Regions from separate parts of the Homo sapiens genome. Here region 1 is linked to region 2. A link is an interaction called in ENCODE POLR2A ChIA-PET data of the cell type or tissue named here. Cell type or tissue: Panc1. All regions are shown on one strand. Links, peaks and the distances in the headings refer to the core of each region. The heading gives the core; the rest is flanking DNA. Region 1 has its middle 110 kb from the start of ZNF217. Region 2 overlaps BCAS1 (brain enriched myelin associated protein 1).

Region 1 (2,910 bases), core at 318-2,817, 250 kb after region 2:
GCTACTCAGGAGGCTGAGGCAGGAGAATGGCGTGAACCCGGGAGGCAGAGCTTGCAGTGAGCAGAAATCGCGCCACTGCACTCCAGCCTGGACAACAGAGCGAGACTCCATCACAAAAAAGAAAGAAAGAAAGAAATCAATAATATGTATGCAATAAAACACTTCAGCTGAGGACAGTGGCTCGTGCCTGTATTCCCAGCACTTTGGGAGGCCGAGGCAGGAGGATCGCTTGAGCCTAGGAGTTTAAGACCAACCTGGCCAATATGGCAAAACCCTGTCTCTACTAAAAATACAAAAATTAGCCAGGCATGGTGGTGCACGCCTGTAGTCCCAACTACTTGGGAAACTGAGGCACAAGACTTGCTTGAACTCGGGAGGCAGTGGTTGCAGTGAGCCGAGATTGCGCCACTGCACTCCAGCCTGGGTGACAGAGCAAGACTCTGTCTCAAAAAAAAAAAAAAAAAAGAGTGGCTTTTAAATGATTAGATTTTCAGTATTTGACTTTGAACTTCCCAACAGCCAAGCCATAAAGAGAAGCCATCTGGAAAGAAACAGAGCAACTCTTTATTGTATTTTTCAGATGTTAATGTCTAAAAGATACTTCCTGGGAGGTTTTGAAACTGAGGTCCTAATGAGGAAATATTCTGAAAAGTAGTTTTTCCATGTGCAGAATTGCTTTTTATGGCCAGTTCTTGCAATTCTGCATCAAAGTCTAAGGAAGGGGAACTAAAATTTATCAGACACTTACTGGATGTCAGGGGCTTTACACATATTATAGCCTTTAATTATCCCCATTTAATACATTAAAAAACTGAGCCTTCAGGAGGTCATTTATTACCCAGAAATAAATGGGAAGTCAGGTGCCAGCTCAGCTCCAACGCCCAGGGTTTTTCCTCTCCTCTCTTCTCTCCTACACCTGACTACAGTGGCTGTTATCAGGACCTCTGTCTTGGGCTGCCATCTACAATTTGAGAACTTTGGTTCTCCTAAACTTGAGTACACATAAAAATCCCCTGGGAGAAATACACATTCTTGGGCCACATCCCAGTAAATTTTTTGTCAGTCTGAAGCAGGATGAGGTATCCTCATTTGCAATTGGTGCTTCAGGTATGTGGATGTCCTTCTTTCTTACTCTGCATTTGGGCATCACTGGATCATTCTATCATCAGAATGTTCTGGAATTTCCAAGCATTAAGGACAACCTGGTAAGGTGGCCAACCATTCCAGTTTGCTCAGAACTGAGGGTTTTCCCAGAACATGAGAATTTTAGTGCTAAAACCAGGAAAGTCCCAGACCAACTGGAACCACGTGGTCACCCTATTAGTTCAGGAGGTTAACTGACAGTCCCAGATTGTTCCTTTATGTGTGGAAATGCTCCCTGGGCACGGTGGCTCACACCTGTAATTTCAGCAACTGAAAAGAGTGAGCCAGGAGAACCCCTTAAGTCCAGGAGTTGGAGACCAACCAGGGCAACATAGTGAGACCCCATCTCTAAAATAAATAAATGAATAAATAAAACGTGAGCTAGATACTTGACAGGCTGAGGTGAGAGGATCTCTTGAGCCCAGGAATTTGAGGCTGCAGTAAGCTATGATTGTGCCACTGTACTCCAGCCTTGGCTAACAGAGAATAAAAGATGAAAGAAAGAAAAAAAGGAAAGAAAGAAACCAGCCTGACCAACATGGTGAAACCCCGTCTCTACTACAAATACAAAAAATTAGCCGGGCGTGGTGGCGGGTGCCTGTAATCCCAGCTACTTGGGAGGCTGAGGCAGGAGAATTGCTTGAACCCAGGAGGCAGAGGTTGCAGTGAGCTGAGATCGTGCCATTGCACTCCAGCCTGGACAACAAGAGCGAAACTCCATCACAAAACAAAACAAAACAAACAAAAAAAGGAGAATCATAATGAAATATAGGAAAGAATAGAAGGGATGAATACACCGAAATGTAAAAATTAGTAAAATAGAAAACAAAAAGAAATGGATTTGGTCATTTTACAGATGAGGAAGTTAGAGCTCAAAGAGGTTAAATCAACTGTCTAAGTGGTGACAGTTAGCAAGGGGTAGCAGGGCTGGGACTTGAACCTGGACATCTTAGATTCCAGAGCCTGAGTTCTTAACTATGGTGGGCTTGAGGTATAAGAACTCTTGCCGGGCGCGGTGGCTCATGCCTGTAATTCCAACCCTTTGGGAGGCTAAGGCAGGCAAATCACAAGGTCAGGAGTTCCAGACCAAACTGACCAACATGGTGAAACCCTGTTGTTACTAAAAATACAAAGATTAGCCGGGCGTAGTGGCACGCGCCTGTAATCCCAGCTACTCAGGAGGCTGAGGCAGGAGAATTGCTTGAACCCAGGAGGTAGAGGTTACAGTGAGCTGAGATCTCGCCACTGCTCTGAAGCCTGGGCCACAGAGCGAGACTCCGTCTCAAAAAAAAAAAAAAAAGGAACTTTCAGATGCTGACCATTCCTCTTTCTTATGAGTTTGACAGAAAATGCACTCTCTTTGGCTCTAGATCTCTATTTGGCTCTAGATAGCCCACGCCGCAAGCCCTAGTACATGTGAAATGATGCTAAAGTGGGACCCCTGGAGAGACAAGTTCACTCTGCTCAGCCAGCCTGACCTGGGAAAATAACCAGACTCTACAGTCTGAAATAGTATCAACTTCCTAACTTCTTTCCCTTTTTTTTTTTTTTTTGAGATGGAGTCTCGCTCTATCCCTAAGGCTGGAGTGCAGTGGCTGATCTCGGCTTACTGCAACCTCTGCCTCCTGGGTTCAAGCAATTCTCTTGCCTCAGCCTCCCGAGTAGCTGAGATTACAGGCACACACCACCATGCCCGGCTAATTTTTTGTATTTTTAGTAGAGACGGGGGTTTCACCATGCTGGCCAGGCTGGTCTTGAACTCCTGAC
Region 2 (2,910 bases), core at 97-2,596:
GTTTCTATAAATAAATTTTTATTGGAACATTGCCATGTTCATTCATTTACATGTTGTCTAGCTGCTTTCACACAAAAACATGAGGGTTGACTAGTTGCATGACTAGGGTTGACTGGTTGGGTTGACTAGTTGACTAGACTGCATGGCTCATAAGGCTTAAAATTTTTGCCAACTGGCCCTTTGCAGAAACATGTGCCAAGCCTTGAACTAGGCGCTGGAGGTATATTCAGCAAACAAAGGGGACAGGGTCCCTGACATCAGGGGTTCATATTCGAAGGGGAAGCATGCAGCTAAAAAGTATTAGTAGATAAGTTTAAAAACAAGGTTAAAATTATTAAAACTACAACGTTAAAATTACAAAATTAAAGACAAAATTTGCCAACAAAATTGTAGGTCTGGGAGATCACTGAGGGAAATAAACAAGGTCCCGCGATAGAGTTTGCCTGAGTATGGATGGGGGGGTGTGTGCTACTTTTGCCTGAGTGTGTCTGGGGGCGGGGTGTGCTACTTTTAATCGGTGGATCCCAAAATTGTCTCTGAGGAGATACATCTGAGATGAGACAGGAAAGGTTAAAGGTGCCAGACAGGAAGAGAGCAAGGCTCTTTCTTCCAGGAGGAGGGGACAGCCCTGGCAAAGGCACGGGGGTGGGAATGAGCTTAGTGAGCTTAGTACATTTCAGGAAGAGAAACAAGGCCGTGGTTGCTGAGGGTGGAGAGGTAGGGTAGGGGGAGAATGATGGAAGTAAGATTGGAGCCGTGGGCGGGGACCTCCTCATGCAGGCTGTACGGGCTGTGCAAGGAATGCAGACATAATCCTATCTGAGCAGGGAAGCTACTCACAGATATTAAGTAAGAAGTCTTGGCCCCTGTTGATAACATTCGAAGATTTTATTTTGCTGCTGTGGTGGAGAATGGCTGTTGAAGGTCATTAGGAGCTAGTTAATACAGGTCATATTTCTTGGGAGAGCTGATGGAGATTGGCCTGGTGATTCCTGAAGAAGTGACAAGAAGTGGACAGGTTTGAGACACTAATTACAGTTCTAGACACCGAGTCCCTCCTCTGGGACCACACTCCTTTACAGACCTCATCTCTTTAGGATGGCAGCATCCCTTCAGGCTGGGACTGCTTCTGCCACACCTCCCAGACACATAAGCCAGGCCTCCAAGAAGCTGTGTCTTTTGCTGAACATTCCACAGGTTGTCAGAGACAGAGGCAGCATTCAGCTCAGGCCCCCTAGACCCCAAGTCCTGCATCGTCCCAGTGTCACAAGGCCTCCAGCAATGATGGAGGACGGAGGGGGGCTTCCCTGCCGCTTTCCAAAGACCAAGCCTCGAAGACTTTCAAGCTGGACACATTCCCCAGGGTTGCCTGACCGCCTTCCTGGGAGGGGAATGCTGGCAGCCGAGCCTGTCACCACCCACAGAACTATTGTGGTGCCTGTTACCCACAGGAAATGAGACACACCGCAGGCCGATCCCTGCATGATCTTTGTCTCACAGTGACGTCCTCGTTAGTCAGGTCCTTTTTTCCTCCTTCTCCATCATGCTACTTGAGTTCTAACTGAGAGCAACCCACTTGGTTTTCAAAAATCTGAAAAGAACTGGAAGGAAGCCCTTGGCATTCACAAAGTCCAACTGTTTGAAAACATTTTCCTTTCTTTTTGAGCAAAGGGACTTTTTTGTTTACAAAAGAAAATGTCACAAAACCTGGGTGTGTGTGTGTGTGTGTGCGGATATATGCATATACGCACACACAGACACATATGATAAAAGTGAAACTATTCTGATTGATGGAAGACTGGGTTTCTCCCTTCCCCTAAGCACCACTTCTTTGATGGCCCTTTCCCAGCCTTCCCCTTTCCCATTTTCATGAGCCCCTGAAGTGCTAGATTGTGTGCAGCGCAATCTGCAGGCAGGTTTAGCAGGTGAACAAATGGAGGCTTGAAAAGGGAAGACATCTGTCCACACTGGTGTGGGCTGAACCGAGGCTTGTGACAATCAGCGCAGTCACTGCAAGGAGCCTGAGACCGAGGGTTGGAAAGAGCGGGCAGTGAACAGAAGAGAGCCGGGGACAACAGGTGAGCTGAGGGCCAGATTCCAAGTCAAAGTGGCCAGGCCGTTACCGCATGACCTAGTCCTAGGTCATCTTGGAGCCTCAGTTTCTGCATCTGTAAAATAGGGTGAATAATAATCACTGTCCACCTCACTGGGCTGGAGAGAGAACAGGTAAGAGAATGGGTCTGGTTTGGCCTTGTGAACTGTGACGTGTAGTCCTGGTATATAAGGCAGGAAAGGGGTTGCATTTATGTCTCTGGCCTCCAAGGTGGAGTCCCAGTGAGGCCAGAAGGGCATGTGTATGTATGAGGCCAGTGAGTCAGGTGTGGTCTGTGGCTACCTGAAGGGCAGGTGCCCACCTAAAGGGGGTGCCCCTCCTCAGCACCAGCCACATGTTACCTTGGGGGACTGCAGACCCATTGTGGCAGGACCTGTCCATTTAGTCAAGAGAAAATAACAAAGGTGGAGAATTTTTAAGAGCAAATACCTAATTTTTAAATGCCAGCATCTAATTTTTTTTTAATAAATGAAGAAAATGCTTGTACAAGTTCATCTATTGCAAAGTTCAGGCCCGTGGCAGCCACTTGGCCATCTGAGTTTGCTGTTTAGTCCATCAAGCCCCAAGATCAAGCTCATGGAACCTAAAGGATGGAAACCTCGGGGAAGTAAGCTTTAATAGAGGTGAGTTGACTGGGCAGGGTGGAGCCTGGGTGAACCAGGATCCACGGCAAGGCACGCTGGGCAAACAGAGGCAGGATGGATGGCTGCCACCCGTGGCCAGCCTGAGACCAGGCTCTAGACACTTGCAAGAAGCTTGTTCCTGGACTTGAACCTAGCTCTCATCTAGTGGCTGAG

What was found. Peaks named below come from ENCODE experiments on the same cell type or tissue, not always from the same donor. Only the 100,000 strongest peaks of a DNase experiment are listed, where the experiment ranks them.
Region 1: POLR2A ChIA-PET joins it to region 2 with 11 read pairs; 4 of 35 experiments call an interaction of 5 or more read pairs at or near these places.

What each region holds. Positions count from the first base shown.
Region 1 is chr20:53,697,831-53,700,740 of GRCh38, reverse strand. No RefSeq gene overlaps it. Among named protein-coding and RNA genes, the nearest start is that of ZNF217, 110 kb to the right of the region's middle. RefSeq lists a silencer at 1,965-2,165. In Panc1, for the core only: no CTCF peak of the experiment used is centred there; no DNase peak of the experiment used is centred there; H3K27ac peaks cover 2,500 bases.
Region 2 is chr20:53,948,025-53,950,934 of GRCh38, reverse strand. All of the region lies in intron 12 of BCAS1 (brain enriched myelin associated protein 1), which reads left to right. Among named protein-coding and RNA genes, the nearest start is that of BCAS1-AS1, 34 kb to the right of the region's middle. RefSeq lists an enhancer at 1,739-1,838. In Panc1, for the core only: no CTCF peak of the experiment used is centred there; a DNase peak (open chromatin) is centred at 1,436; H3K27ac peaks cover 2,058 bases.